Linked DNA regions of Homo sapiens: region 2 is linked to region 1. Evidence: read pairs that join two places in POLR2A ChIA-PET (ENCODE). Cell type or tissue: Caco-2. All regions are shown on one strand. Each heading gives the region's core, and the rest is flanking DNA. Links, peaks and the distances in the headings are about the cores only.

Region 1 (9,868 bases), core at 1,665-6,664:
GCTGCTGTGAGAGTTAATACAACTAAATAATAAACTTAGCTGAGTACCTGGCCAGTATGCCATAAAAGGTAATGCCATTAATATCATTTTCAAAAAACTTCACAAATAACTATCACAGTTATTAATATCATTTTCAAAAAACTTCACAAATAACTGTCACAGTTATTAATATCATTTTCAAAAAACTTCAAGTCCCATCTCCCCTACTAACTCTTTCCCAGTAATCTAATCAGTACTTATTGAACATATAATGTGTACCAGGCCCTGAGTTAGGTCCCAGAGATGGAAAGATGAGTAAGGCACTGTCCCCTTACTATGGGGGTCCAGACATGAGACTAAATACTGTGTCCTCGTTAACATATTCCTTCTCTAAATTCCTCTCCACGCACCACCCAGGCTGGCATCTGATTACACAGTGACCTTTTGCTGGTCTCTGGCTGATTTATATATGTCTATATATAGTGTCTCCCCAGCAGATTTATGTCAGAATAGTAGGAAAAGACAAAACAAAACATGAGCGCCAGCATCAGGAAGCTCTACAACTTAAAAGAGGTGGAGCAGCAAGTAGTTCAAGTGTGAACTCTGCAGTCATTCATGGTGGATCAAACCCCACTTCACCACTTACTACTGCTGTGTGACCTCAGGTAAGTTACTTAACTCCTCTGTGCCTGTTTCATCTAAAACCAGGATAACAACAATCCCTGTCTCACAGGGATTTAGGGATTTTATGTGGATTCAAAGAGATGACGTGTTTAACATGTTTAATACTACTTAGCTTAAAGCAAATTATACCCCAGAGAAGGCTACCTATGTCTAGCCCTGATGTTCCTCATCTGGACACAGGAATGTTCATCTTGGAAAGTTAATATGAGGACCAAATAACACAGTCTGAGGTAAGCACTGGCACAGTTTGTGGCACCCAGTGACTTCAGTGAGAATCTAATTACTGCTGGGGTCTCCTCCCATGAGCAAGAAGCAGATCTTTCTTCACACCTTTTTCACAGTGGTGCCCTATCAGTCCAAATTAGCATTCGCTAATTTAATGTGAATGGGAATGGAGGGAATGGAAAGGAATGAGGATTTCTAAAGCTATTCTTTAGAAGAAAATTCTTTGTATTGCATTTTTTAAATGAGGAGGTGGTGGGATGGAGAAGACAAACAACAGGATACAGGACACGTGAATTTATGCGAGTCCTACAAATACCTATCTCTTGGCAAATGATTTCTCTGCCCAGTGTCCACCTTGGTTCAATGAGTTGGAAGCGATGGACAAAGCATTTCATCAAGGCCTCACGTCACCAAAAGCCTGGGTGAGAGTTAAGAGGGACAATGTTTCCCTACAGCAGCCAGGCCATGGTGGAGCAGCACAGTGGACTGAGGTGTCCTGGCCAGTCACAGCTCTGGATGGCCCCCTGTGGGCACACAGGGGGTCGGGGGGATGGGGGAACAGACAGACAAGCTTCCATGGGTGGGCCACTCCTGAGCCACAGAAGGAAGAAACAAAGTCAGCTGTTCAGAAGGATGTCCAGACCATCCAGTGATGAAGGTTGAGGGAGGGGTGCCGGCATTTTCTACCAAGCAGAAAACATAGAGACTTCCTCTGCAGATTTTTAGAAAAGGGACCCACAGCAATTCCTCCGGCACACGTGAGCACGGACTGCCTGCTCCGAGGCAGGCGATGGGGGATGGGGGGATAAGCCAGGTGGTCCCTCAGGGATGCTTCCAGCCCAAGGAATTTAAGGGTGGTTCCCAAGTCTCAAACATCCAGGACTGAACGACAGCAAAGGTATCATTACATTTATCTTCACTTGGCATCCAAAGCAGCTTCGGGAAGCAACCTGGCATGCTCAAAGGAGCACTAGGAAATACAGAGAATCAGAGCCCAGTGCCTGACTCCGCAACTGTGTAGCTGTGTGACTCTATAGCGAAGTCTTTTCACCTGTCAAGGCTCAGTTTCTTCATCTATAACAGGAGAAAATTGGAGCAGAGAATCCCCAAGTCCCTTTCTAAATTTGTGTGGCTATGTTAAAGGAGAAGAATGACCTCTTCCCTTCCTGCTTTCCCAAGCAGGGTCCACACCAGACAGGAGTGGACAAGAACTCCAGGAAACTTTGAAAATGCCTGGGGGAGGGGGAGAGGCACAACAAAGCCCCTTACTTTCTTTCTTTCTTTCTTTCAAAGTCACTCCCAGCTTCTTGGGACACAAAAGTATCTGTTAAGGTAAGTTAAACCTTCTCAAGATGAATTTTCCTGCGACTTTTAATTAAAAGTTCTTTAGAATTTAAAGAACACTATTCAGAAAAGGCTGAAAAAAAAATTTCATTGACACTCCCCCCTCCCCATCCCCCCTTTCCCAAGGAAAAGAAAAAGCTGTTTTGTGCACAGCTCGCCCGGTCCACACTGTACAAAAGGAGGTGGGCTGGCGGCAAGACACATGAGATGACCCTTTGACCCCAGACCGCTGACAAGTCCTCAATGGCATAAATACCAGATAATCAATCACATGCCAGGAGGGCGAGTCCCCCTGCCCTCGCCCCAGCGTTGGGGTTTATGAGAGATACACTGTAAATAGACACTGGCTTCTTAAAAGAGGCCCCCCTCAGCATTCCAGGGGCCGGCCATAATCCCGAACCAGGCCTGGCCAGATCCTTGACCATCTCGTTTTACAGCTTTCATCGCGAGCTTATAAAGCGCTCTGCCCTCCCAATCCCCCACTGCAAGCTGGCCTTCCTGGTATGAAATGAAGTCAAACTCCCCACTGCGAACGCAAACGGGGACTCTGAAAATCACTGCAAAGAAGGTGAGGGCAGAGGACAAGCAGGAAATGGGGCGGGTCGCCAATAACACCCCAATGCGGGGGAGGGGGAAGGGAGCCAACCAGGACCTGGGGAAGTGACGAAGAATCAATAAGGATGATACTGATGACAATGGTAACAACTGTGGTAACAGTAGTTAGCACTGGCTCAACACTTAGTAAGCACCAAACCCCACAGTAAGCACTTCATGTGTATCCTGTTATCTATCCTCAAAAATAACTCTAGGAGGCGGGCACTATTATTGCTATGCCCATTTTACAGATAAGGAAGGTAGGTGGGGGGCTCAGAGTTCAAATAATTTGTCCAAGGCCACAGTGACAGTTAATGACAGGGAAGATGAGATTTAAACCCACAGAAATGGCTCAGGTCTAGATATACCTCCACCCCACACCACCAAGTCTATGGATTTCTGCCTGGAAGGAGAAGAAGGTAGAAATCAATCTGCACTTTTAGGTCACTCACTTGGCTCATGCCTGTAATCCCAGCACTCTGGGAGGCCAAGGAGGGTGGATGAACTGAGGTCAGGAGTTTGAGACCAGCCTGGCCAAAATGGTGAAACCACTGTCTCTACTAAAAATAGAAAAATTAGCTAGGGGTGGTGGTGCACACCTGTAATAATCCCAGCTACTCGGGAGGCTGAGGCAGGAGAATCGCTTGAACCCAGGAGGCGGAGGTTGCAGTGAGCCGAGATCAAGACACTGCACTCCAGCCTGGCGACAGAGTGAGACTCCATCTTTAAAACAAAACAAAAAAAAAATCAACATATCATCTGAATAGTTAAATCTCCAAGACAGCCAGAAACTAGGCTAGTTTCAGAGGAGAAAGAGTTTTTACATCCAACTCACAAATTTTGAACCCCACTGTGGTATAAGATTCTCATCTCTGTCCTTTAACCCACCTTAGACCCCAAGAGCCCTGGCAGTGAACACCAGGCCTGGGATGTCTCTAAGGTAATGATGGCCTTCCAAAATTTTGCTCTTGCTCTGGGAAGTTTACCAAGATTCTAAACTAGCCCCGGCAAACAGGGAAGTGGGGGTGAGGAGAAGAAGACAGACGCTCTTGGTAAATAATTTTGATAATGCTTTTGTTTCAGGGTCAAAGGTTAAATATGGCCACACTAATCCGCTTCTTCCAAAATTAAAGCACAAGGGAGATTTTTCTGTAGCTTAGCAAGAGGGCTTTTTCTCATTGCTGGGGAAATGGTACTGATCCCGCCCACTGAACGGGGATGCTCGGCTGTTGCAGACAGAGATTTGTGCTAATTTGGACAGAACATCCCAGCTCCTGGCTGCAGGGTTAGAGTTATTTATTATTAAGACCAAAGTGAAAGAAATGCAAGGTGATTCTTAAAAATTTTAATAGTCCCTCTGTCCCACCCCACCGGCTTTTGAATAATGCTTCCTGAAATGTCCTAGAAAGGAGAGAGGAGAGTAAATGCTTGGGAACCCGACACTCACAAACTGTGCACGCGCGCGCACGCACACACACACACACACACACACACACACACTAGCTTTGGCTGTAAGAGAAAACATTAATGATCAACCCGCACATTTGCAATGTTTCACAGAGTGCAGAGTACACCTCCTTCATCTGCTCTTCTCAGCAGGCTCACCGGGCAAGTGGCTTTTTGACCCTCTTCTACCAATGAGGAAACCAAGCTTCTGAAAGGACAAGCAACTTGTCTGAAGTCTTGCTCCTAATAAGTAGCAGCACCAGGGCTAGAAATTTCTTTGTTCCTGTGGCTGCATTCCTGAGACTGTAGCAGACATACAGATATCCTTCATGAAGAAATATGGGGTCCCCTCAACAAACATGAGACCCACAGCAGGATGCCAGAAGGAACTCTGATCAGAAATGCCTCTCTCGAACCCATTTTCCTAAAGCTTATCCCTGGGCTGTGGTGTACTCCTGAAGTGGCAAGTGAGAGAGGGGTGAACATGCCTGGGGGCCTGAAATTGAGGATTCTCTATCCTTGCCTCCTGCTCTGACCAACAGTTAATTTTTCTCTTCCTTAACCCTGGTTGGGGGAATAGTCACCACCCTAAGGCAGAGGAGAGCCCCCCAGGGAGGCAGTTGCCTTGCAAGAAATGATTGTCCAAGTGTCAACAACCTGCTGCTTCCCAGAGCCTCAGGGTCAGAGGCCAGGAGGGAGCACAATGGCTTTCTGGAGCTGAAGGGTCTGGGGAGAGGGGCCTCTGGGGATCTCCGGAATGTGAAGGCTCTGAATCCAGGCACCGGGGTCTCCTGTTTTTGCCCTTTTATATCCTTCCTCCCTCCACAAATCCCAGACACCATTAACCTGAAAAACAGTAGATCAAGAAAGGAACGGGATTAGTAACAGCCTACATACACATGCATACACAAAAAAGTTTATTTCACAAGAAATGGCCAGCAAATCCTTCTCCAGCACACAAAATAAGTGCACCCCAAAGCAGCTTTGAGTGTCTCCTCCTCCTGCTTCCAAACCTTCCCTGCCCACTCACCCCACCAGAGTTGGGTTATCCACCTTTTCTGCATCCATGATGCAAGTCGCAAAAAGACCTCCTTTGTCTCTGCCCTCTTCTTATCTGCTGTCTCCTGGGGGCAAGTTATCTTCGGATGCGGGCACCTGCACAAGTGGTTGGTTCTCAAATCCCATTGAATGAATGAGATTTACAAGGGAATTACACAGTTTGGGGAATCTCTTCCTTCTGAAACTTTCTACTCTAGAGGTTATGGATCTGGAATGGTTTGCCTGTGGAATCTGTCTCATTGACCCATTCGGATGACGCCGAATCAAAAACCTTAAGATACCTTTCTTCCTAACTTCTGCCCACCACCTAACACTGAATACTTAATTACTGAATACTTAATCACTGAATGGACCAGTCTGTTTCCCTCATTATTTTCTCTATCATTCCAAACAATAGTGGTTAACTTGCTCTTGTACAGCATTTGTGGTGGTGGTACGTGCAGGGAGAAAGCAAGGTAGGTGCAAGATAAAAGAAGCCAACGGAAGAAAAGGGCCCAGAAAAGCTGGGATGGGAGGCTGTGCAGAGGGCACAGACTGGGGTGCATTGGCATTGCAGGGCACCCTGAAGCCAGAGCCCATGACAGGAAACCACAGCAAGAGGAAACATCACAATGACATCACCTTACATCTGAATCATGCTTTACTGCTTGCAAAGACCCTACCCTGTTCTAAGACCATTTTGGTCCTCACATCCCTTTTTGAGGTATAAAGGGCAGGTATGGTGTCCTAATTTTTCAGACAAGGAATCTGAGACTTGCAAAGGATGAGTGACTCTTCCAAGGTCCTTCACCTGGCAAGTGAAGAGCAAAAATCTGAAGCCAGACAAGAACAGATTCTTCATTCCTGCTTCTAATCAGGAAGCTCCCTTTTCTGTTTTTGATTAATCATGCAATAAGCATTTATTGAATGATTATTTGAACTAACACAGTAGAAAGGCCCAAGTCCCCAAGGTGGTTCAATCTTCACCCTAACTCGTGCAGTGGCAAGATAGCTAAGGGCAAGTGGTGTACATCTATGGTGCTGGAGACCAGAAGGAGGGTCAACTGTGAAAAGGGTGTCATAGAGAAGACAAATGAGCTGAGAAGACTCTATTAATACCAGGCAGGCAAGGCCAGGCGTGGTGGTTCACACCCGTAATCCCAACACTTTGGGAGGCCGAAGTGGGTGGATCACCTGAGGTCAGGAGTTCGGGACAAGCCGGGCCAACAGAGTGAAACTCCATCTCTAATAAAAATACAAAAATTAGCTGGGCATGGTGGCACACGCCTGTAATCCCAGCACTTTGGGAGGCCAAGGCAGGAGGATCACTTGAGGTCAGGAGTTCGAGACCAGCCTGGTCAACATAGTGAAACCCTGTCTCTACTAAAAATACAAAAATTATCTGGGTGTGGTGTCGCATGCCTGTAATCCCAGCTACTCAGGAGGCCGAGGCAGGAGAATCGCTTGAACCCAGGAGGCGGAGGTTGCAGTGAGCTGAGATCTTGCCACTGCACTACAGCCTGGGTGACAAAGTGAAACTCTGCCTCAATATGTGTGTGTGTGTGTGTGTGTGTGTGTGTGTGTGTGTTGTGTGTGTGTATCAGGCAAACAAGACACATGAGAGTGTGGGGGTTAGTGGAAGATGCATGGAGGAGAAAAACAGCCAGGAGAGTCTGGGAAATTCTAAGTGGCTCAGTGTACACGCATCATAGGGGGTGACAAAAGATGAGGCCTGTGACTCTGATTGTGAGGAACCTTCTGGGCCACGCAGCAGAGTCTAATCTTATCCCATCTGGAAATTCAAAACCCTGGTTATCCATAGGAATCTCCTGGGGAGCTTGAAAATACATCCATGTCTGAGCCCCATGCAGGAGGTTCTGACTCATCCGGGTTGAGGTGGGAACCTTTGCTTGCTATTAATACATTTTTTTCATAAAGTTCCTCTAAATGATTTCACTGTGTAGCTGGGGTAAGACAATGATGATGCTTTGAAGGATAAGAGAGAGAGACGCAAGAGCAGGTATGGGTGTTAAGATGGCAGAGACATCCTTACCTAGGATGTAACACATGAGGCCAAGCACCAAAACTTGGGCTGCAGCCATCAACTCTGCATCCACCCTCCATTGCCACCTTTGTCTTACAGGAATGAGGCAGTCGTTCAAAAACAGAGCATGCCGCCATCCTGGGGTCTTATGTGATAAACCTCTCACTAGGGTCCTTTCCCAGTGTCACTTGCCTTCAGACCAACAAGCTGCAGCTGTCAAACCAAGGGCACCTGAGAGATCAGACAGAGAAGTAACATGGGGGAAATGCTGTGTGCAGAAGCCATAGGTGTCTAGCCACAGCAGACTGGATTTTGGGCAGACAAAGGGATGGGGAACCTAAAAACATCACTCCTCAATTCTTAGTGCAGGTATATCACATCCAATTGCCTTGTTTTATTACTTATCTTTTTAGATATGTATGTTTTCCTCCCTAGCAATAGTTAGCTTTCTGAAAGCGGGCTGAGCCCTAATTTTTCTATTTTGTAAAAATGTACAGAATGCTTAGAACAGCACAGCTAGCAGGCAAAGTGAGGTTTGAGGAACTCCAGGCCATCAGCATCAGGCTTGCTATGGGGGCTCCTCAGGCCCATACAGAGCCCTGGTGCAGACCCTGACTCACAGACGGCCAAGGAGGGCTGCCTGGGGGCAGAATCTCCTACTCTGGGGATTTCCAGGAAAGGGAAAGAGGAGCTTTTCTGGAGATGGCACAGAGTTGTGGGTAGAGGGACAGAAGCAGTGGTCTAAGACCAGGGATTCCTGGGTTCTAGCCCACAGTGTCTCTCTCTAGCCTGCTGTGTGATCCCAGACAAATCCCAGAACCCCTCTGAAGCTCAGCATCATGCTCCCTAAAGCCCCTTGCAACAGTTCTGCAGTCTAGGAGTCTACAGATTTTAGAATTCTAGGACCCCTAATTAGTGTCTCCCGATGTGAAAACACCCCAACACTGGGCTCAGTATATGTAAATGGCAATTCCAGACTCTACTTTTGAAAGGTTGGCGATATGGCACCATGACTTGGTACTAGATGAGACAAGTCCTCTTTCTGAGTAGCAGCCAGGCTCCCTCTTGACATCCAGGAGCTTAAGATTTGGGGCCCAGTGGGTGTCCCAGAACAAGGAATCTAAGCTAGGGAGCCAGATGAGGTCAGTGGCCAAGACCTTGCCCTCTAGACCACTTGTCTGGAGACAGGGGATCCCGAGCCATTTCAAAATAGAAAAACCCTTGGTGCTCATTCATTTGTCAAAAGCCTCAAGTGTGTTCCCCAGAGGAGAGCAGTCAGAGTGACTCTAGGGCCCAAGGGGCAGCTTTCAGATGCAGAGTCTCCCCCTTGTCAATTCCTGTAACTAAAATGAATATGGAAAAGATAATTACCTTTAAAACATACTTAATACTTGAACACATTATCTCTACCTGCAGAAAAAGAATGTTATCTGATGGGATCTTCCCCATAAGCTTAATCAAATTGCTATCTTAAAACTCTCTGGAGTCCTGTGAAACAGTAATAGAAAATCCGAGGCAGAGGCTGGAAGCATTTTATATTTGTTTGGTTGAGGGGAACGTGCGTCCCATCTGACAATGCACACTTAAGAGACAAAGTCATTTCCAATCTGTAATGGATCTTCTCCTACTGGGGGCAGGGAACATTGCGTCTGACCCAAACCTACAATCTCTCTGTTAGCTAACTTCTCCTAAGGTTCAGAGAAGAAATTTTTTTTTTTTTTTTTTGAGACGGAGTCTCACTCTGTCACCCAGGCTGGAGTGCAGTGGCGCGATCTCGGCTCACTGCAAGCTCCACCTCCCGGGTTCACGTCATTCTCCTGCCTCAGCCTCCTGAGTAGCTGGGACTACAGGCGCCCACCACTACGCCCGGCTAATTTTTTTGTATTTTTAGTAGAGACGGGGTTTCACCACGTTAGCCAGGATGGTCTCGATCTCCTGACCTCGTGATCCGCCCACCTCGGCCTCCCAAAGTGCTGGGATTACAGGCATAAGCCACCGCGCCCGGCCGAAATTTTTTTTTCAAATGCCTTTTTCCTAATGCCTGGTTGGGGCTCATCAGCTCCAGGAAATCTTCCCTAGTTGGGCCTGGGATACTTAATGTATGGAGATGCTTAACTTGTTACTTAACTCTGGGTTTTAACGTGGCAAATGAATTGATGCCTATATTTTCCTCAGTCTGCCCGACCTCAGGGCAGTGCCATTCGTTAAATTAGTAGCGGAAGTAAATTACCTGCCCAAATCCAGCTCAGGGCGAGTGACCACTTGCAAGCCTAGAGAAAACCAAAAGGGAAACAGTTTCTAAGAAGACTGAATGTGGGGACTGGATATGTTCCCAGCATCTCAAGCTTGCCTGGGATGGTCGAGTAAACAGCTACTGCAAAACTGCTTGGCGGGCCCAGTTTATCTTGTTGACAGAAGCAGCAATAGGTGAGAGGTGGTAATGAGCTGCATCTCTGTTAGCCACTTCTCCTGCCTGGAGCCCCTGGAAGGTCCTCTGGATACAGGGTCTGGTCC
Region 2 (9,868 bases), core at 1,536-6,535, 180 kb after region 1:
AGTGTGTGTGTGTGTGTGTGTGTGTGTGATGCTGATGTCTGACTGTGGTGTGGGTCCGTGTGCCTGCATGGAGTGAGTGAGCTGAGGTGGAACTCATACACTAGGTGCAGACTCAGGAGGCGAAGGGTCCTACCAATGTCTCTCTATCCTTAAGAGTTAGAGAAGATGGTTTGCAGCCGCCTTCACGTATTCGCATAGTTCACACTCTTTGCTGTTGGGAAGTTCTTCCTGTTGTCTCACTTCAGTCCCCTGTCAAGAGGAGAAACGTCTAGATTGAAAAAGTGCCAGTTTTCCCATCTTCTCTGGTAGCAGCCATAGGAACGGGAGGAAGTCCGGCCTGGAGCTGCATACCCAGGGCTGCTGGCTGGCGCGGCCGGGCTGTCTTCCTCGGTCTCATCACTCCATCAGGCCCTGATGAAACGGGTTTGAAGGGAGAAGAGCCAGCACCAGCACAATTAAATTAATTTCCAGCAGCTGCATGGGATTAAAATTACCCACTTCTCCTTTCTGGCCTCTATCTAATGTTCCTGAAAATGATCTCCTGATACTCTGCTTCTCCTCATTTCTCTTTCTTATGGTCTCAGCTTTTGGTACATCCACTCCTGATTGCGTTGCCCGTCCCAAGCTGCCCTTCCTTCCCCTACATGTGGCTGTAGATCAAAGTCCTGGTGAGACCCCTGTCCCCCGGGCCTGACTGGCCTGACCCTCTCCTTCCCAGACTGCGGGAGCTGGCCAGAGGCAACATCCAGAGGCAGAGTGACCCTCAGGAGTGGGACAGTCTGTCTTGGTGCCTCAGCCCTCACGGAGGTCCCATGGGAATGGAGACTTGCACTCCCCATGCCTGTCCTTTCAGGAGGCAGAGGAAAGGCAACACCTTATGGTGGAGTGAGCACCAGACTTAGAGTCCAGGCATATGGGCTCCAATGCCTGTGTTTCCATGAGTAACTCGACCCCTCTGAGCATGCCTTGCCTTCTGCAAAATAGAGAAGGGAATATCTATCTTACAGATTGCTGTAAAGACTAAATGAGAAAATATAGGGAAATATGTGTGTGTGTGTGTGTATATATATATATATAATGTACATAGATAGCTAGATAGATACTAGAACCTGCCCCATGGTAGATGATCATGCATAATATTAATGAGTACAGTAATAGCTAGTATTTATTCAGTGCACACTACAGGATGATGTTTTAAGCTTTGAATAGGTTGTGTTTAATCATCACAGCAGTACTTTGAGGTAGAACCTTTGATGACTCCCATTTACAAATGGGGAAAGATGAGGCAGAGAGGTATCAGGAAACATGCCCAAAGACACACAGTTCTTGGGTGATAGATCAGGAACGTGACCTCTGGGAATCTGATTACATGTACTGAAAGAAAAAAAGAATATATCACTGAACTATGCACATACTTAGGTATAGTATTTGCTTGTATCTGTGCATGTAGGAACACACACACACCACACACACACACACACACACACACACACACATCTTTGCATATTATCACTGCATAACCCCAGGCCCTGCACCCTCCCTCCTAGAAGAATCCAGGGGAAACAAACTGGTCAGCTGCAACTAGTAGGAGAAAACTAGCCAGAAAGGAAGCCAGGTGCCTACGGACAGAGGAAAGCTTCCGGAGGAACCTGCTGGGCCAACTGGGTAGGGCAATCTGTATGACTCTCACCTCAAATGATGAAGCAGGCTCATGAAAATGGGAACAGGCTTTCCTTTGACACTGTTCTCACCCAGAGTAACCTGAAGGACTCAGGTTCAGCAGGTTGGGCATGAGGGGCAGCTCTCCCTGCATTGCTATGCTAGAGTCAGCTCATCTCAAAGCCTCATCCACTGATTCCAGCAATGAGGCCTGATCCCTTCTGTGCTTTGCATGTGATTGGCACTTAATGGAATTTAATTTCAAGTTCTCCTCTGCTGCACTCAGTTCCCTTCCTCACTGGTCTGCTGAGTGGAGCTGGAGGATGGGAATGTATTCTAGGGACTGGCCTCTGCCCTCTCCCTGCTGTATAATGGTGGCCTCATCACTGCCTTCTCTGGTCATCTCTAAGGTTTCATCCAGCCTGACATTCTGAGTCTCTGATTCCATTCAGGTCCTTAGCAGCCTTGGCTGCCATGGTTTGAGGGTAGGGGTAGTGTGTGCGGGGGAAGTCATGTAGTTGTAAGCCCCAAACGACACATGGTCCAGTGGAGGAAATGATGTGGAAATGAGGGAAATGTCACCCTGGCGCTGCCCCTGCCCACATGGCTTGACCTCAGGGTCAGAATCAGGATGTGGGATGATGCAGTATGATTGTGGAATTGGGAGCAGTCCACCCTCCCAAATGCCTCAAAGGGATAAAAGGAAACATCAGAGCAAAAGTAAGAGATGGTTCAGGCTAGGCACGGTGGCTCACACCTGTAATCCCAGAACTTTGGGAGACCGAGGCAAGTGGATCACGAGGTCAGGAGTTCGAGACCAGCCTGGCCAACATGGTGAAACCCCGTCTCTACTAAAAATACAAAAATTAGCAGAGCATGGTGGCTCACACCTGTAGTCCCAGCTACTTGGGAGTCTGAGCCAGGAGAATCGCTTGAACCAGTGAGGCGGAGGTTGCAGTGAGCCAAGATCGCACCACTGCACTCCAACCTGGTGACAGAGCAAGACTCTGTCTCAAAAAAAAAGGAAAAAAGAAAAGAAAAGAAAGAGATGGCTCAGTAGAGCCTTCCCCAATCCCAGCTCTCCCCTGTGTAGCACTTGCCTTGTGCCAGCTACTGTCCTAGGCCCTTAAAGAGACCAACTCATTTAGTTGTAGGAATGACCCTATGGCAAGGTACTATTTTTATCCTCGTTTTACAGATGAAGACACTGAGCCATAAAAAGGTTACACAGATAAGTAAATGGTGAAACTAGGATTTGAAATGAGAGACTCTAGGGTTTATCATTTTAACCATTACATTTGATGGCTTTCCAAAGACAGTTGCCATCCAGGTCCAAGGAGTCATTTGAGAAAAGGTAAAGTACAAGGTACTCTCTGGAACCTGCATGGGAATACTGCCCAGGCACACCCTTCATTCAGAGGACGCTGCAGCTGGGAGATGAGGGGAGCCCCTCACAGCTGGAGGACCTGCTTACTAAAGAGCCCCCCGAGTTCCTGCTGTAGTTCTTTGCTTGTAGCCCCAAGGCAAATGCCTTGCACTTCTACATCCAGGGGATAAAGGACAGGGAGATGCTTCGTCCTCTTGAGATGGCTTTGTCGGATTGGCCCTAGGAGGTGCATCTCTCCACCCCTCCTGAAGTCTCCTCTTCCTGCTCTGACCACCCCGGCCCCACCCTCCACAGTGGGAGGACTGGCAAGGCCTGGGCAGCAGAATGCGTTGCTCAACACAGGGCAACATTGGCACATGCATCCATTTCCAGTTTCTACTGAAAACACCGGCTGAAGAAGGCAGAACAGGGAGACAAAGCCCTGAGGAGGGATTAGAACCCAGCAGGCTGCCAGGGCCAGGGGGCTGGGCTATGATGGACCCCAGGAGCAGATGAATTGGGAGAATCCCGAGCGCATCCATCACCCCATCAGCAGCAAACCCCCAGGCCTTGGGGTGGTGTGGGCTGAGATTGACCTCATGCCACAGAAATAAAGAAGTAAGAGGGGAAAGATGAAAGTGAAAACAACCCCAAAAGAGAGCGGGGAGGAAGATGAGTGACAGTCCCAGCTGATGCAAATATTGACATAACCATTATGAGGGTAAATAAAACTCCCATTTATGTTATGCAAGTGCTCTATTCTTTGAATACTTCTGTCTTGAGGAATTTTTTACTTCGCCATAGAAGAAAAATGTTTTCATATTCTCTCCCGCCGCTCAGACCCAGAACCCAGCGAGGCCTTGTGCCCCCGAGAGCCATAATATTATTTGTTAACATTTTTATGATGCCAAATGGTCTGTAGGAGAACGGGCGCCATTCTTTAGCTGGGAAACCATATGGCACGATGAGTAATAAATAAGGTATTGTGATAGTTAATGAACCTAATTGCCAGCGAAGGCTTTAACACGGAGACTGTGCTGCTGAGAATTTAGCACCGCATTAGGGATGCTGCGGAGCTCCCCTGACTTCCGAGGCTTAATTTAAGTTCTATATTGCAAACTCCAGAAAATAATTCCAAACCCTCCTGCTGGAAAAGCAACCTGCTGGTAGACTGTGATTATACCGAATTACTAAAATCGCAATCAATTTTATACACACAGTTAACCCTTGCCAGGAAGTACTCCCAGAGAGGAGAAGGATCAAGATTGTAGCCCATTCTACTTTGCTGCAGACTAAGGAGGACAAGAGTCAGGAAAGGTGTGCCCAAAGGAGGGGACCAGTTAGTTCTAAGGAGGCTTGTTAAGCAAAGAGAGGACGTACGGGAGATGCTCGTAGCAGACCTGAGCATACTTCTCCAGTCCTACAGGGTCTCCTTCATTGAAGGACAAGAAGACAGAAGGTCTTGGAGAGCGGGGTCTATGCTCACCCACCACTCCCAGCAGCAGGAATCCCTGGCAGGAAAAGAAACTGAGCCATTGCTGCTATTATTCCATAAGTCAAGGTTATTAACTAGAGAGGATCGAATCCTGGCAGTCAAATAACCTTGCACTGTGTAAAATGTAAATGCCGAACAGCTGCTGCTGAACTTTCAGTGGTGCCTGGAAGGTTCCCTGGGTGAGAAGAGCACACCACAATGCCAGGGGGAAAGGCATTTCTTCCCAGCTCATTTTCGGAGCTTGTAACTGGCCCTCCAGCCTTGGATAAGATAGAGGAGAATGGTTGGCTGTAGAAAGGGAACTTCCTGGGAACAGGTCAAGCCAGGTGTGACAAGAGAGAATGCTTCAAGACCCTGGATCTCCCTAGAAGATGCCCGTGCCAGGGCACCTCTCATCCATCAGGCCACCTCCCATGGCAATGCCCCAGGCTGTGGTTTGGAGAGCTCAGAAATTTCCTTTCCAGAAGAGTACTCCGAAAGAGATGGGAAACCCCACTTGGCACTCCCTGTGCTAAACTTTCCCGCATTCAGAGAGAGGCCAAGGGGGCAGGCTGAGACGTGGGAGAGGAGATTGGAAATAAGGAATATCTGCATAAGTCAAGAAGACAATGGGAGAAGCTTGGGTCAGAGAAGCCAAGAAGGCCAAAAATGTACAGAGGAGAGTTAGGAAGGTCTTGAGACCAGGTAAGACCCAGAGGCAGGTGTAGAAGAGGGGTCTGGCCCAAAATGTGAAACCCTGCAAGGGATGACCATGAGTGGCCATGTCCCTCCTTCCTCAAGAGCTAGGACAAAGACCCTTTTCCTACTGTGGTCTAAGGCACATTCAGCCTCATCTGGAAGGCAGGGATCTTGGGTAGGCTATGGAAACTCAACAGTAGGGTTTATAGGAGAGAGGCCTCAGGAGCTTTGGCATTGAGAAGTTCTCTACATAAGGCAGAGGCTGAGGCTTGGGAGTAGGATGAAGGATGGGGCATTGCTATAGATGTTAAGCTTCTAGAAGGCAGGGAACCTACCTGATCTTAGCAGCTAGCCTGTATGCACTTGGGAACCTGAGTGAGATGGACATCAGAAAAGTATACTCCACAGGTGACCAGGAGAGGAAGCACTGCATCAACCCAACTTGCCAGGCAGCTGGTGTGGGTGACGGCTTCTCCAGGCAGTGCTGCCAGGATACAGGATCACCATGGTCCTTTTCAGCCCCATTCTGGGTTTTCGACTTTCTCTGCTGCCCTTGGTTTGTCCCAAGGCTGTGGTACTCAGCTGCTGCTGTGGTCCTGAAGTGGAGTCTAGTGGTCCTGAAGTGGAGTCTATTATCTGCCTTGTTTATAATTCCTACCACCAAACCCAGTGATAGAAGCTGAGACCCCAAAGGTATTCCCAATTCCTACCTACAGAGGTAGAGGGTGAGGGAGAAGGGCCATAGGATCCCCACATGGCCCTTGAACTCTGCTGGAGCTTCAGAATCAACTGGGGGCAGTCTTGAAAAACACAGACGCAGGGACCCAATCCCCAGAGGCTCCAATCCAACGGATCCAAGATGTGCCCCTGGCCTGTGCAGGTGTTGAAAGCTCCACAGGTGTTCCTGATGCAAAGCTGGATGGAGAACTATTTCCCCTGGAAGGTCCACACCCAGCCCTCACTCTAAACTTCCCCTTCTCAGCTCCAGATGGTGGAAGGAGAAATACCTACACTCTCCCTGGTAAGCAATTGAGGAACACAGAGATTCTGCCTGAACTACAAGCAAGACATAGAGGCAAAAGGATGACATTCTTAACTCCAGGGTGGTTAAACCCTAGGTAAGAACACAGGTAAAGTTGTTAAGTAAAGTTGTTGAGATCCCCCCTCTGGCAGCCTTTCCAGGTTACACAGATACCCATCTGGGAGCAGAAGGTTGAGCCAAAAGACCTTTAGATCTTTAGCTTTTGTAAGATTATAAGTATTTCCATATTTTATGGATGAGGAAAATAAAGGCCAGAAAGGTTCTGTGACTCTGTGAAGGAATTGACTAGAACCCAGGTGTCTTGACTCTAAGTACGTTTTCTTTCTAGATTATTTTTTGCATCTTTTTTATTCCAGTTATATAATCTGGGCATTGAGAGAATAAAAAAAAGAGCAAAAGAAATTCCAGGATTCATAGTCATACACTGGATGTAAGGAGGACAGTGGGACCCCTGAAGAGGCTTCCAGTTCTGAGATTGTAAGATGCTACAGGGGCTTGTCATCTGGTTGAAGAGACTTTTAAATATTTGACAAAGCCGTGTATTAAATATGCAAGTTAATATGAGCATCAAGGACATGGAATGAAGGACCTAATCCGCCAGTGCTTCCTAGAAAGGGACTCAAGGCAATACCTATTTACTGCTCATCGTAAGTTGATCACCCAACTCTGTGCTTAAGGCTTTGGGGAAATCAAGAGAGGTGGATGATCTTGTGCCTGTCCACAGGGAGCTTTCTGTCTAGTTAGAGAAGCAATGTGCACATGAAAGGGCTGGAGGACACTAAAGCAAGCAAGTCACCAGGACCCAGACACAGATGCTGTGGTCTACTAGTGAGCTCTCACTTTCTCTAGATTCTGAGAAGAGTGGGGAGTTGGACCAAGTTGGACCAAGACTCCCATGGCAAAGGAGGCTCCCTGGGGATTCTGGGCAAAGATCCCAGAGGCAGTGGGGGAATGGCTGCTTTCTCCAAGTCAAGGTGTGTTGAGGGGAAGTTAAAGCTAAACATAGGCTCCTGAGATGGTCTCTCCATACCACTGGGGCCTGTGGCCAAGCCAGTGGCCTCAAAAACCCCAGCTTTCCCTCTCCCAACTGGAAATAGTGGGACCTCGTCAACCCCACCACGGACAGAGCTCTGTCTCATCAGGCAAGTGCTGTGATGAAGAGCCACCTAGTGTGCATTTAATACTGTATATAAATACACTTTACAATCACGAAGAAGACTTTCTACTCAGAGGAGACCACTGGAATATTTTATAGTGATGCAGATCAAGTGAAAAGAAGGAGAATAAATAAAAGGGAAGATAATTATCCGATGGAGTTCTTTCAGTATATGCCACAGCAGGGCATACTTACAAAGAATACATATTACTAGAGAGACACAGCTTTTCAAGCATCAAACTAACCTATAAATTGTCAGACTCGAGAATGAGAGGAAAGGAATGGGAGAGATTTGGGTGCCCATCACGCCATTAGCACTGGGTTCCGTGCTCCACCTTGCTTGCAACAGCTCTACACGCCAGCCACAGCACAGTCCCGCAGAAGGGAGACGCCACCTAATAAATGTCTCTGGAAAATTACGACTGTACTGCTACAGTAAAAAGATGGCGCCGTTTATCTCAGCACCATCTGCACAGGCTCATTTGTTGCTCCTGAGGCAGCCCACACGCACCCAGCAAGTTTGCAACTCTCCAACACTTGGAGTGTTTTCTTCACCAGGATGCTGTGGGACTTGGAATGCAAATTTCTCTCCCGGCTCTGCGAGGTCAGCAGGAGAGATGATGCAAGAGGCCTGCAGCTGGACCTCCTGGCTGGTACAAGTCACCTGCTCCAGCATCCGATCTCAAGGTAGGGACCAGGAGCCTGGAATCCTTCTCATGCCAGTGAAAGCAAACATGAAACATCGTTCGTTGTTCATCCATTCATTCAGCTATTTAACAAACAACATGGAGTAGATGCTACATGCCAGGCACTGCAATGGAAATTAGGAGTACCTGCATAGCTGGCTCATACTTCCTGCAGGTTCTTATTCAAATGTCATCTTCTCAAGGAGGTCTTCTCTGGACCTCCTTCTCTAGAATTGAAACACCTCCTTTTTATAGCAGATTTGGTCCTGCTCTGTCAATATCCCCTCAGATCCCTTTGCCATTTTCATGTGCACGGACTCCCGGCGTGTGCTCATTCCCAGTAGCCAGCACCTGTGTCCCTTTGTAGATTGACTGTCTTCAAAGCTGCTGGAATCTACTTTGCTGTAGGTGCCCGGGAATCTATACAAACTGACTCCTACCCACCCTGGAGGTAGCCTTTAAATATTCATTGAATTCATGTGTACAAATCTATCAATACTTGCCCCCAGTGGCTACTACATTGTGAGGTGTTGGGTGTTGTTGAAACATAAAAGACTGAGGAGGGGGTAGGCAGTTATGAAACTAGGAATATGCAACCTCTGCATTGCACAGGAACTGTGAGCTTTTAAAGCATATGCAGTGAGCTCATTTCAATGACAGGGCTAGAGGCGGCATTGCTGAAAGCTGGCAGCTGAAAGGGACAAGGTGTTGGTGTGGCTGGATGAGGCCACACTTTCTGCTGTGACCCCAGACTATTTTCCTATCCACCTGGAAGACACAGGCTGCTTTAGCATCACTTGTAGTCTCTGCACAGCAGCAACCAGACCGCAAAGACCACATGACCACAGTGGCCTACAGGATTCCTTCCTTCTCTTTGGTAGGCTCCCCCTGCAGGTACTGAAATAAAATCCCCTCTCTGCTCCCTCTAGGCTTTCCTCTGGTTTCCTCCATACCCAGCCCACTTTTCTATATGCAAACCCACCTTCTTGCCTTCAGGAGAAAGAAGCACTGTTCTTGCAGAACAGAATCCACTCCCTGTTGGGCTTTGCTTTGGGACTCATTTGAGCTAGTTATGCCACTGGTGGAGAGAGTGGACGCTGGGGAAATAGGGACCTGATTATGATGAAGCTTGGTTGGGCACTTTTCAGTAGGCAACACAGAGCCAGTGATGGTGTTAATTGTGGAAGAGACCTAATTGGAACTGCAGGAGGGTAGAGAATGAACTAGCTGAGCCCATACAAGAGGTGGGAAGTCCAATGAGGGGCTCTTGGACGTATCTGGGTGACTGTAAGTATAGGCAGTAATGCTATGATCCAGGAGCCTTAGAAGTGGGACTAGAAAGAAGGGAAGAGCTGACGGCTATTCAGGAAGTTTAATCAACAGAAATTTGTTGACTGATTAGATGTTCACGTGGGAGGAGAGCAGATTTTTGTGGGAAGGAGAGATGAAGGACAGAGACAGAAACTGAGAAAGGGAGATAGGCAGAGAGAAAGGGCAAAGAGAGACTAAAAGGATGATAGAAAGACAGATGGAATGACAACACCAAGAGAGAGATGGAAAAGGAGAGTTGACAAGACTCTTAGGGAGACTTTTAACTTATTTGGAACTAATTTTAGACTTACAGAAACATTGAAAAAATAGTACAGAGAATTCCCACATACTGTTCACCCAGCTTGCCCTGAAGTTGGCATCTTACATAACCATAACACAGTTATCAAAACCAGGACATTAACATTGGCACAATGCCATTACTCAAGCACAGACTTTATTCAGATCTCACCAGTTT

The links. Peaks named below come from ENCODE experiments on the same cell type or tissue, not always from the same donor. Only the 100,000 strongest peaks of a DNase experiment are listed, where the experiment ranks them.
Region 2: POLR2A ChIA-PET joins it to region 1 with 5 read pairs; 4 of 35 experiments call an interaction of 5 or more read pairs at or near these places.

Annotation. Positions count from the first base shown.
Region 1 is chr11:114,204,621-114,214,488 of GRCh38, reverse strand. The region is part of intron 4 of ZBTB16 (zinc finger and BTB domain containing 16); the gene reads right to left. Among named protein-coding and RNA genes, the nearest start is that of NNMT, 87 kb to the left of the region's middle. RefSeq lists enhancers at 972-1,472, 1,473-1,973. In Caco-2, for the core only: no CTCF peak of the experiment used is centred there; DNase peaks (open chromatin) are centred at 2,568, 4,378 and 4,936; H3K4me3 peaks cover 266 bases.
Region 2 is chr11:114,025,643-114,035,510 of GRCh38, reverse strand. LOC124902761 (a long non-coding RNA gene) reads right to left here and starts at 241. Exons shown (of 2, transcript XR_007062896.1): 1 at 134-241. In Caco-2, for the core only: no CTCF peak of the experiment used is centred there; no DNase peak of the experiment used is centred there; H3K27me3 peaks cover 133 bases.